Regions from separate parts of the Homo sapiens genome. Here regions 1 and 2 are each linked to region 3. A link is a loop called in an ENCODE intact Hi-C map of the cell type or tissue named here. Cell type or tissue: PC-3. All regions are shown on one strand.

Region 1 (4,000 bases), 84 kb after region 3:
TTTAGAGAAGTGCCAGCAACATAACAAATAGTACACTTTAGGAATAATAATAATATTGATAATTATTATATTATACATTATATTTAAAATAACTAATGATATTTATGATTATGATAATAATTAATGGTGGTTGGAAGAAATGTTGTAAGTCCTCTTTCTCATTTCATGAATTGCATACATTTAAAATTTCGATCTCCTTCCCATTTGCAATCCGTCATTTACTAATAGAGAGATACAGTGTGTGGGAACTGAACTGTGAACTTTTCCAGAAGGATCACTTCATTCTTGATTTCATTATCTTGATTTCAGTCTTGCCTTCACTAGCAATGATTAAGCTTTGAAAATTATCTTACAAATTGTGTGCCCACTTTTACTGGAATTCTGTAATAGTAACAGATAATACGTAGAACAATATAAAGGTGGTGTTGGGTTTACAGTTATAACATGAATAGTATTATCTCCCTCCAACTATGTTATATTGCATTAAAATAATCAATGTGTAATTGTATTAGACATTTTTATATGTTAAGAGAAAGGACAATTGATATAATTTTTGTTCTGACTTTTTTATTTAAATAAATTTAAATTTTCATTGGCCAAATACGTACTCAGAACATAATCATAATTCAACCGAATTCAGTTATCTAAATCAATATACTCTAATACGTTCAGTGCATGTTAAAGTACAGGCTAAATATTTTCATTTTTTGGTTACAACTACCTTTTATTAGTTCCCCATCAGCACCTATAAACAAACACCTTATGGCCTGCTAAATGAGCCTCAAAAAGCTGTTCTGAACCATCAACACAATTACAGAAATTGAAATGTGTTTAAAATCTGAGTTAGTGCTGTCAGTGAATGTGCTTAAAGGCAAACAAAAATCTATGCATACCGATACTATGTGACACAATGATTGTCAGAAATAGTTTTTCAAATCTCAGCTTAATCTGAAATGTGTTGCTTGAGATTCTGAACCAGTATAAATCAAGCTAAATTAGCTGATAAAGTAATTGAAATGCAACAAAATAAAACATGATAAATATAAAAATAGAAAATGTAATTTATGTAGTTTAAAAAGCCAGCAATCCTCTCAAAATCCTTATAATAGTGACAGTAGCTAAGATCAAGTCTCTCTAGAAGTAACCCATGTCTATGGAACCTACAAATAACTATAAAGTTTTATAAGTCCAACTTTTAAACTAAAAGTTTCCAGGAACCTGGGGACACTAGAAAAATATTCATATTATGAAGAAATAAAATAAGCAAGTATCTTGAATTTCTAAGAAACACCAGTAAAATTCCATAGGCTACTTGTTCCTTCTTGACAACCTCATTGATGTGAAATGAGATTTCTTAAGTAAATTATAGTCCATAGTGGTCTTAATAAAGAGCACTCTGATAGCCATTATTTTTTCTCCCTCTCTATCCTGTCTCTAACAAAGGTCAGTTTTATCATAACTCACTAGGAATCATTTATTTACTTAGATATTCATTCACCTAATATTTATTTAGTGACTCTTATCTTCCTGGCACTGAGTTAGCTGTTGGAATTACAAAGACAAATAAGAGGTCACACTCTATAGCAGTAACTCATGTGCAAATTAACAAATTAAACTACAACTGGGAAGATTTATCAATGGAAGTATATTTTGTGTTAGGAGCAGTTAGGAAAGTAAAATAACTTCTCGTGGATCATAGAAAGCTCTCAAGAAAAATGTAATATTAAAAATAATTCCTAGAGAGTGAGCTTGGTTAGAAAACCATGGAGGGTAGACATTTCTAGGCAGAAGAATAGTTTGGTAAACGCTGGTGAAGAGTGTCTGTAAGAATTCACAATTCTTTTCAATCACTTAATCAAGTGACATTTAAAATCAGCCTTTCAATCACAATAGCCAATCTGCTATTGAATCTATAGTCTTGATATTTTTGTAGAGCTAGCCTAATACAATGTTATTTGAAGACAAAAAAAAAATTCTAAAACATTTCTATCTCTTCCAAATTCCTTCTTCTATAGCTTAAAGATTTCAAGCACTGGTCCTCAAAGCATAACCCCTGGACCAGCAGCATCATTAGTTGAAACTTTATAGAAATGCAGATTCTCGGGCTTCTCCCTAGTCCTACTGAATCAGGTACTGCGGGGATGCAGACTAGCAATGTGTGTTTCTACCAGCCCTCTAGATCATTCAGATGTATATTAAAGTTTAAGGATCACTGATTTAAAGCACTGTTTTTCCAGCATTAACATTTCTTGTGAGTGTCCTGGCTGTCTTCAGAGGAAAGGAAAACTGGACTCTATCTGTAATAAACTCACGTGATCATCCCAAGGAATTCTACCCTTGACCACTAAATCAACTTGGAAGCAGTCTCAATTTTGCTACACATAAATACACAATTGACCAGACTAGTTTACTCAAGATTATTTTATCTGACATTGATTAAAGATAATGAGGATAAAAATGTATACTTGGGATAAATGAAAGAAATGATGATTCAAAATTATATGTACCCTTTTTTTATTAAATGCACATATATATGAGATGGCTTTTCTTCTATTATAATAATAATTATATAACTAACACCAACAAAGCACTTACCTTGTATTAAATAATGTTCCAAAGTACTTTACCTAGATTAACTCCCCTAATCTTCCTAATAACCCATTATGACATAGAACTGTATTATCTTAAACAACTGAGGAGCAGAATGGTTAAATGACTTGTCTATGGAAGAAATGCTATGAACCTGAGTAGTGAGAACACTGATTGAATGTAGGCAGTCTGGCTCCTGAATCCATGCTCCAAAACAGCTCTTATACTGTAGCTAGCACAGGATATATTTCAATATAGTTTTCAATGTATTCACAGCCTATTAATAGACAATACCCATGACACTAGAAAATAATTCTGCTGCTTTTAGATTATTTTGTAGGTGCTTACAGCATGCACACACACACACATACACACACACTGTACCCTACCTCACTGGGCAAATCACCTCACTTATTCGTGCTTCAGCTTCCTCTGGTAGTCAATGAGGACAGAGTAGTTGCAAGGATTAAATACGTGCATACATGAAAATATTTAGAGGAGTGGTTGGGATATACTAGGACCTATTATGGTTTTTGTTGTTACCTGAAATAAAAAGTCAGAGTATGTTATACGATAGATGCTCCTTTTATATTTTGCATTTTTATGGTTTGTAACAATAATTAGTATATTTATTTCCATTGCTTCCTTACAAATTTTAATAAGCTGCTTCAAATAGCTCACTACTGTTACGTTTGCCAACCCATTCTTCAAATTCATTCCAATAATTTTATACTAGTGGTAAGATGAGTGATCGGAGTAGGGTCTGAAAGCCCTGTTTATTCTAAGCTTCTTTTCTATCCATAGATGTGAATTAAAATCTTCTTTATAAGTGATTCTGAATGACTTTAATAGTAGGATAGAGAATAGGTGTGAAAAGCCCGACAGCAATAGAGATGTTCTCATGGAGAAATAGAGGTCAGATAGCAGCTTTATAAATTACAAGCACAGATATCACAGATAAACGAAGTGTATGATGATGGGGTAGGGGACAGGTATAATGGAGATAGCAGGGAAGTAGTAAGGTATTAGGGAAAATTAGACACAAGAAGCTGGAGCATATGGGGAGAAAGATTTGGATAAGATGCTTGTGCTAGGGCATGAGGAAGGAAATGGTTCTTTCTTACTAGAAAATGTCCAAAAGAAGTGGGAACTCCAGAGACAAACTTAATCTACTTTATAATTAAACTTTGCCTTGCCTTCTTTCACACAGTCTACGGTTTATTCTTCTATATACGAATGATTGTTGTATTAGTTTCTTAATGTTGCTGTATCAATTTACCACAGATTTAGTGGTTTAAAACAACACAAATTTACTATCATACAGTCTGGAGGTCAGAAATGCGACACTGATTTTGTGGCGCTAAAATCAAGGTTTCAGCAGTACTATGTTTCTTCAGGAAGCTCTGCAGGA
Region 2 (4,000 bases), 68 kb after region 3:
AGGTATGCACCAGGATTTAAGGCAGCAAGAAATAAGCTAACTATATGGTTTTGTGGAAATACAATCAGGTTTATGATCAGGACTTCCCTTCTCTATAAAGTTTCTAACCCCCAAAGCTTGAAGGAAAAGATAAACACCAGCTTTTGATTATATAAAAAAGATGGCCTGGACAATGAGAACCCCTTTTTCTGAATTGTTTCCATCAACACGTTGACTGTGAAGTCAGGAAGTACCTTGCCAGTAAGGGACAATCTTTTAAAGTTTATTTAATATTGAACACCACCCTTGGCTACCCAAACCCCATGGGCTTAATATCAAAGGCATTAAAATAATCTACTTGCCCCCAAATATAAGCTCTTTATTCAGTCTCTAGATCAGTGGGTCATAAGCATCTTTAAAGCTCATTACACATGATACTTAGTGGAAAGAACTGTCAATGCTATAGAAGAGAACTCTGATAGAGACATCATGAATGTCTGGAAGGATTATACCATTGAAGCATTGAAGATACTGTCATTGTTATTTTGAAAATCCATGAAAGCCTTCAGGCCCATAACAATAAATTCAACATGGAACAATAATTTATGCCTGTACAGGCTGATATATAAATGTCCTTCTGATAGATGATCTTTGAGCACAGACCTATAGACCTAACTCAAAATGCATATACGATCTGCTTCTTTTTTACCTCTTTGCATTCATCATCTTCAGACCCTCTTGCTATTCTTTAACAAATCACATATGTTCCCATCTCAGGGTATTGCCTGAAACACTTTTCAAATAGTTATTCCCATGGCTCATGCCCTCCCTTCCATTTATTCCTTTGGGTCTATATATCTACCTTTACATATCATCCTATATAAACATTTATTCAGCACCCCCTCCTCACCACCTGATCCATCTCAGGATGGCTGTTTTTCCATAACTTATTTTTTCATAACGTTTCATCATCCAACATATGATATATTAACTCATTGATTTGCTTATTGTCTCCCTTCTTCCACTAGAGTGTAAGTGTTGTAAAATCAGGGGATTGTTCTATTCATTGTCTCTTCCCCTAGCACTCCGAGCAATACCTGGCACACAGTAGGTTCTCCAAAATATATTTAAATGAATTTAAAAAGTGATTGGAAAGTAGACATTATTAGAGTCTCTTGCACTTTCAATTATCATCCAAATAAACTATCATTACTGGCATAAATGATAGTTCCATGTGGAATTAACCTGGTCATATGCATATTCATAAGAATTATATAGTCTTAGAGGAGGGAGAGAGAGAGAGAGAGAGAATTAAAAATTAAGTTAAAGTTCCACTTAGCTCAATAATTAAGGGAATAATACTACATTGATTAAATGGTGACTCCAGCCAAATTTAACTCTTACAAAATGGCATGACTCTTGTATAATTTTAAACTTCCCAAGAAATTTAAAAGTTTTCTTGGGGAAAAACTTCATTATTAAATGATTTGATACTCTTAGTATTATAACTAATTCAGAATTACAAGGATGTGGTTCCTTAAATAGAAAAAAATCTTAATAACTTGAACAAAACAAGATTCTTAAATGTATATATTAATACAAGAATGATATTGTGAATACACACCAACTGAGCCATAATTATTAATGCCATTAATTTTAAAAATACCTCATCTAAGCTGCATAATAAACTCCTGATCATTGAGGACTCCTCCTCTATAAAAGTTGACCCAATAACAACTCAGTATTTATAGAGGCAAATATGTTTTCATATATTCAAAAAGAGATTTTCACTTGGGTTTTTCTTACTACATTATATCTATGTTTCCATATAGCCTACCTTTCATTAAAATTGATGTGACAGATTGCTGTAATTTTCACATTGCTAAATACTTCTGTCAAGCCCCTTAAGGGATTTTCAGAATTTAGTTCTTAGATTGGGATGATTTCAAGGCTCTCCTTTTTGGTAGGGATGAGGTGAGCAACAGCTTGAAACTATGATTCATCTCTGTTTTAGTTTCTGTCAAATACTTGCAGGAAAAAGAAAATGACTAATCACCTACTAAAAATGGCAACAGATGCCATAAGCAAAATTTCATTCAACCTGTTAACTTTGGTTCCAATGTAAAAAATCATTTAATTAAAAGTCTTAGTTTGAAAATGATAGCATTTAAAAATATATACATATATAATAACATCTGCTTCTATAACATGAGGTATTAAATTTTAAGCACAATATTTTAACAAAATTGTTTACAATGACATTCTGCACTTCAGTTTTCACAAACCAACACACGTACATATCGGATATATTTTTCAGTTACTTGAAGATATACATGTAATTTCTATGCTCCAAGAAAGGGCTGCTAGCACTTTGCACACAAATTATCTATTTTCGTCTGTTAAAAGTCCTAATGGTATTATGTTTAGTCACATTAAGTTTCATGAAATAGCAACTAATGTTTTCACATATTTTTTCTATCTTTTGTATTCTAAATAAACTTTTGCTTAACGTCCAGTGCTTTTCTATCTGCTAAAAACAGAGCCAAAAAAACACCTGTTCTAGTTTGAAATTCAAAGTAGCATATTAATAAAATAGCAAAAGAACCAAAACTCCTCTAAACAAAGCAGTGAATAGTGGAGGTTTTTTGTTTTGTTTTTGTTTTTTGTTTTTTAATTAAGTACTTTTGGAGACTTTGCCTCTAATATTTGAAACAGGTAGAGGGGTATGGAATGGGGTAAGGATAGGGAGGGCTATGTTGTGAAAGAGAAGAGAGAAAAAGGTGAAGTTATTTCTTATCTCACCTCTATTTCATAAAAAGGGGGCCGTAACAGTATGTAATGAGTAAATGTCTGTGTAGGATATTCACAGAGACCATTTTTTGGCCTGAAAGTAGGCTAATTTTGGAATGGCTGCTTTTTTCTTCTTCCTGACCATTACACATGCATAAGGGCCCGTGTAGAGGAATAGTTGTGTTCTCCTTGAGATAAACCCTCTAAAATTAATACTTTCATATCTATCATTATATCTTCTACCTAAAGTAGTTCTGTGAGCACATGGGTCCCCATTTTACAATAAGAAAACCAAGGCTCAGAGAGTGTAAATAATTTGAAAAAAAAACACACAACTAGTAAGTGGTAGATCTGGAATCTATGTAGGGCTTCTAACATTTGATTTTGTTGCTGTTCTACCACATTTGCTTAAATAAGTATCCCTGACATTTTGTAGATTAAAAATATAAAGATTACAAAAGTCAGGCGACTTTCAAAACATCAACAATCTGAGTAGTATTCTTTTATCATTTCAAATCCAGTGATAAGTGTGTGAATTTGAAAAAGTCTCTTGGTCTATTTTAGCCTCATTTTGTATCTGAAAAAAAAAAGCATAAATCAGTTAATCTCCAAGGTCTATTTCAACTCTAAAATGTGCAGGGTTTTTTTTATCATATTGTGGCTACACGTAAAATTTTAAACTGATCAAAATCATTAGAGTTCAAAATTGCCTTGGATAACATTAAAAATTATCAATACATTCATAAAAGCATTATTTCAATAAACAAAACAACTACTGATTTGATGAGTATACATTGGATAGGAGCCAACGGAAATGGTTTCTAGATATATTTGGCTAACATCGTTGTTAGTCATCATTCAGAAATAATTTGAAAGTAGTGACTGTTGTCATAATTAAAATCCATGCCATAGATTTTTCCCACTGAGAAAATTAATTAACAATTTTCTACCTTTGGTAGCCAATCCATTTGAAACTCAGGAGGCAAATTAATGAATGCTCTCTACATTGTGAACCAAATTTTAGCTGCTAATCTAGAAAATGACAACACAAATACATTAAACAGACTTGTAGTAATTTATTAGAATGTGAAAAGGTAAAAACTGACCTTCTATGAAACTAATACGACAAACGGATTTATGAGTGAAATGGTAGAGCATATACTATTCATAGCATAAGAATTTTATTTTAAAAATCACTGCACTGAATCTTATAAAAATCTAAGACAGCAAG
Region 3 (4,000 bases):
GTTTAGGTTTGCATGTTTGAGTGAGCTGTCACACTTCTCCATCATTAAATTCATGCCCTTTCTCTTTAGAACCTCATACAGATATTAAGGGCTTCATATATAAAAGTTAATATTTATTAAGAATTTATCATGCATGCATTTTCAGATTTAATCTTCACACAACCTTATGAATTGAGAGTATTTTTGTCATCAATGTAGAGATTTTGAAAACCAAAAAATAAAAAATAAGAAAAAACTTGTGTGACTTTAGTGGGGTTCAGTAATAATTCTATGATCACATAACTATGAAGTAGAAGAGCTTGAAATTGAGCTTGTTTCTCCCATTCTTGCATCCTGCAATGCTGTGTTTCACTATTTAAAATGAGTTACAAGTTGAGCAGATAGCAGTACAGAAGATTGGAAGGGCTGTGAAGCTTATCAACAGGAGGAAAAATGGACATTTTAAACGAGATACAGAGGAAGAGGGAAAAGCTGAAATGTGAAAGAAGAGGTCAGTATTACCACAAAGCACCACAGCAGATATCTATATTGATAAGCCCAAGTAATTGCCCAACAGTTTAGACCAAAATATAGCTAGAGCTTACTGTTTTAAATTTTAGAGTACTATATAATATATATATAAATATTTCTGAAACATGGGTACTTTTAGGGGGCGAACTGTATAGAAGGGATTAGCTGCTGTTTCTTTCCCTTCCTCCCTTCTTTTCTTCATCTCTCCATCACTGTTTTCTCTCTCTCTTCCTTGCTATTTTACTTTGTTTAATTTATAACATTTAATTAGGAAAAACAAGATGCTCAGCACCTTTATTTAATATTGTTAACTTTGTATACATACATGGGGATTATGAATGCTAACTATATTACAATAAGAAATATGCGAAAATCAACCTTCTGATACATGATGCCATTTGCTATGATGTCGTAATTTTCAAATGGTTCAAAAGTACAATTAAATTATATTTTCATGTAGGCAAAACACATGCATGACTTCTAAATTATGCATTCAATTCTTGACAGACTTTGAAGATTCGTAGACACACTTTTATTTGGTTTTAAGCCATGGAAAATACTTTAAAAACAGGAATAGAAGTTGAAACTTTCAGTTATTCTTGCTCTAAATTTACTTTTTTAAAGTTTGATTGCTAAATTGCAGAATAATGACACAGTCTTAAGTCTTTATATTATAACCCATGTTTGAAGTTGTATCTCAACAAAAAATACCCTTTGTAGATATAGTAATATTTGGTTTAAATCATTTAAAAATAATTTACTTCCATCATTGGAAAACAGAAAGTAGTCTGATTTGAAAACAGCAGCAGATTTAGCTTTCAAAACATTAAACTATTACTTTCCAATTTTGTATTCTAGTGCTGACCATGTTGTCCATGACAAATGGAGCAGCTCTGGAGTCTTAGAATCATAAAAGATGGAGACATTGTTTTTTGTTTTTTTTTTTTTTGCAATTACTTCTGAGAATTAGGTAAGAAGTGCCTTATTAAATTATTCAGTGAACAAGCATGTTATTTTAAAGTACCAAGATAGTGTTTGCTTTTCATTTTTGTTCATAAAATGTCTTCAAAAGTTGTCTTAATAAAAAAAGAGGCAAGTTTGCCTTCCTATACAGATCATATGTAAAAACATCATTTGTGACACTGAATTAAAGATTTGTTTTCATGTAAAATATTCATAGAATGTCACTTAAAGAGATTTCTTCAGTTCATTCATACCAGGGAAAATTATGATGTATCAAAAGCTTCAATAGGAAAGGTGTCTTTCTCTTCTTTCCTATCTTTTTGGCCCCACTGCCTCATTACATTAGGCCATATCAGTGCTCATACATACAGCTCATACACACACACACACACACACACACACACACACACTCACACAACATGAATATTTTATCTGTTAAATATTGATTTCCTTTTTTGTGCCCATTGCATTAGGCACCCTATATCTTTAAGGCTAACTAATTAAATGCATCTACAGATTTTATTTTTGGGAAACAAAAAATAGAGTTCCACCAACTTCTACCGCAAGAAAAGTAGAGCAAATGTTGGTTTCTAATAATTAGAATAAATAAAACAATATTCTTTTGACTGCATTTATCATTTGGATTGAACAAATGTTCTTAAGGGAAACAAAAAGGAAACTAGAATAAATGAAACTTTTAGTTCAGCAAATATCACAGGTATGCAAATGCTTCATGTAAAATAAGTTATCAAAATGTAATATTTCTCAGCATTAACTTTAGCTGCCAAAACTAGAGGATTTCTTATTGATCTTCCCATTGTCCATTCATTAACTATTGATTGTAAATCACCAATATATATAAATATTTTCTCACTAAACCTCTAACTCAATATTTTAAATGTAATTATTTTCTGGATTCAGTTGTGTTTGAAATTCAGAGTGTCAAGTCTGCTTTTCTTTAAATAATGCTACTCCTCCGTAATTTGCAAGAAGCAATTTACTTGAAAGTACAAACAAATACCAATTCTCATTTCCTATCTCTCATTTTCCTCCAGGCTCTTTCCAAAGGCTTGTCTGTCTAAGCATGCTTTATGGACTTAAGCAGTGCTGAAGTTATACACTGGCCCAATAAGGGACAACAATATGTAGATGTCAAGTCACATATCTAAAAGCCATTTGCTTATACTAGTTTCTATTTATATTAAAATATAAATCTTATCTGATGAATACACAAAAATGTTTCATTTGTAGGAAACTACAAAATCATTTGGATGTCTGGCCCTTTAAAATTGTCATTATAAGGATAAAAAAGTATATAAGAATAATGAAAAAACTAGCTAATATTGACTAATATCTTAGTATATTACAGAAAGTACTAGGTAGTGATGCATATTACTGCATTTATAAAAAAAAGCAATAGAGTTTTTGGATTTTTTGTGTAATTTAATTATGCACAAATGGATAATTAATCAAGATATATATTCATCTGTAATTTCACTGCACACAAAATTGGCTTCTACAGGAAAGGGGGTTGATATGTACTGTGGATTTAGACAACAGCCCAACCTCCATGTTTCAGAGGGATTTCCTTGATTTCTAGTTGTCTTGTAGTACACAGTAACTTTTTGTTATTATTGCTTCTGGTAGAAATGACCCTAAGTAGAAAGTCAAATGCTTTCATTGAATTTTATAAAATTAATTTCCATACTAGAGTGCTATTCTGCAGTTTGGGATTTTGTGAGGGTCTCGGTATCTGTTTTACTATGTGTCAGGTTGTCACTGAGAGAAATGTGAGTACATTGTGACGAATTAATGTTTGTCTAAAAGTTTAAATATTTAAAGCACTCTCCCAAAAAATAAACTGTTATAAATACGTAGCTAAAATGAACCTAAAGCCTTTCCTCTAAGTCTTCAGCTTGAGGAAACTAGCACAACTATAACTGGGGAACTTGGTCGATGCTTTTTCTGCAGCAAGATGTGGATTTCACAGCACATATCAGAAAGCCATTTGCAGTTCATAGTTCCTACCCTGCAATGTTGGGATTTTCTCATCAATCTCTTCCTAGAGATTAAATTACATACATTCTTAGTATTTATGATCAAACCAATGAGATCTCCTCCTTCATGACTGCAGATTATTTTTCTCCTCATTTCAAGAGATAATCTAATAATTTAATATCATAATTATGCTTCCCCTTTGCCCTCCCTAGCTCGGATGTAGAGATTCCCTCCCAAATTCATTTTTAAACGCTGATTTAGTAACTACTGCACAGCCAAAATAAAATGAACTTCTCTTTACTCATTCAGCTGCATGTTCCCAGACAAAATGTTCATTTAGAATCATGACTAACTGTTGATTCATAAAGAAGTCTGTTGGTTTTCTGCCTTTTTCAACCCAGCTGAATTACATTTTACCTCATTTCTGAATTTTAGCTCCAGAATATATTTGATGGACAGTTGAAGCAAATTGGGCCGTAATCATGCTGCATAACTATGTTTAATACATGCTTCCTTTTTCTTACCAATG

The links. A loop is a pair of places that touch in the nucleus more often than their neighbours do. Peaks named below come from ENCODE experiments on the same cell type or tissue, not always from the same donor. Only the 100,000 strongest peaks of a DNase experiment are listed, where the experiment ranks them.
Region 1: it touches region 3 in a loop (3-fold over the local background); 1 of 110 quality-filtered maps calls a loop at or near these places.
Region 2: a loop joins it to region 3, with 2.0 times the contacts of the local background. A loop is called at or near these places in 1 of 110 quality-filtered maps.

Annotation. Positions count from the first base shown.
Region 1 is chr3:175,176,805-175,180,804 of GRCh38, reverse strand. The region is part of intron 2 of NAALADL2 (N-acetylated alpha-linked acidic dipeptidase like 2); the gene reads right to left. Among named protein-coding and RNA genes, the nearest start is that of NAALADL2-AS3, 64 kb to the right of the region's middle. In PC-3, no CTCF peak of the experiment used is centred here; a DNase peak (open chromatin) is centred at 1,524; H3K27ac peaks cover 1,648 bases.
Region 2 is chr3:175,192,315-175,196,314 of GRCh38, reverse strand. The region is part of intron 2 of NAALADL2 (N-acetylated alpha-linked acidic dipeptidase like 2); the gene reads right to left. Among named protein-coding and RNA genes, the nearest start is that of NAALADL2-AS2, 77 kb to the left of the region's middle. In PC-3, no CTCF peak of the experiment used is centred here; DNase peaks (open chromatin) are centred at 1,974 and 3,574; H3K27ac peaks cover 3,005 bases.
Region 3 is chr3:175,260,459-175,264,458 of GRCh38, reverse strand. All of the region lies in intron 4 of NAALADL2 (N-acetylated alpha-linked acidic dipeptidase like 2), which reads right to left. The region is part of intron 1 of NAALADL2-AS2 (NAALADL2 antisense RNA 2); the gene reads left to right. Among named protein-coding and RNA genes, the nearest start is that of NAALADL2-AS2, 8.6 kb to the left of the region's middle. In PC-3, no CTCF peak of the experiment used is centred here; no DNase peak of the experiment used is centred here; H3K4me3 peaks cover 149 bases; H3K27ac peaks cover 998 bases.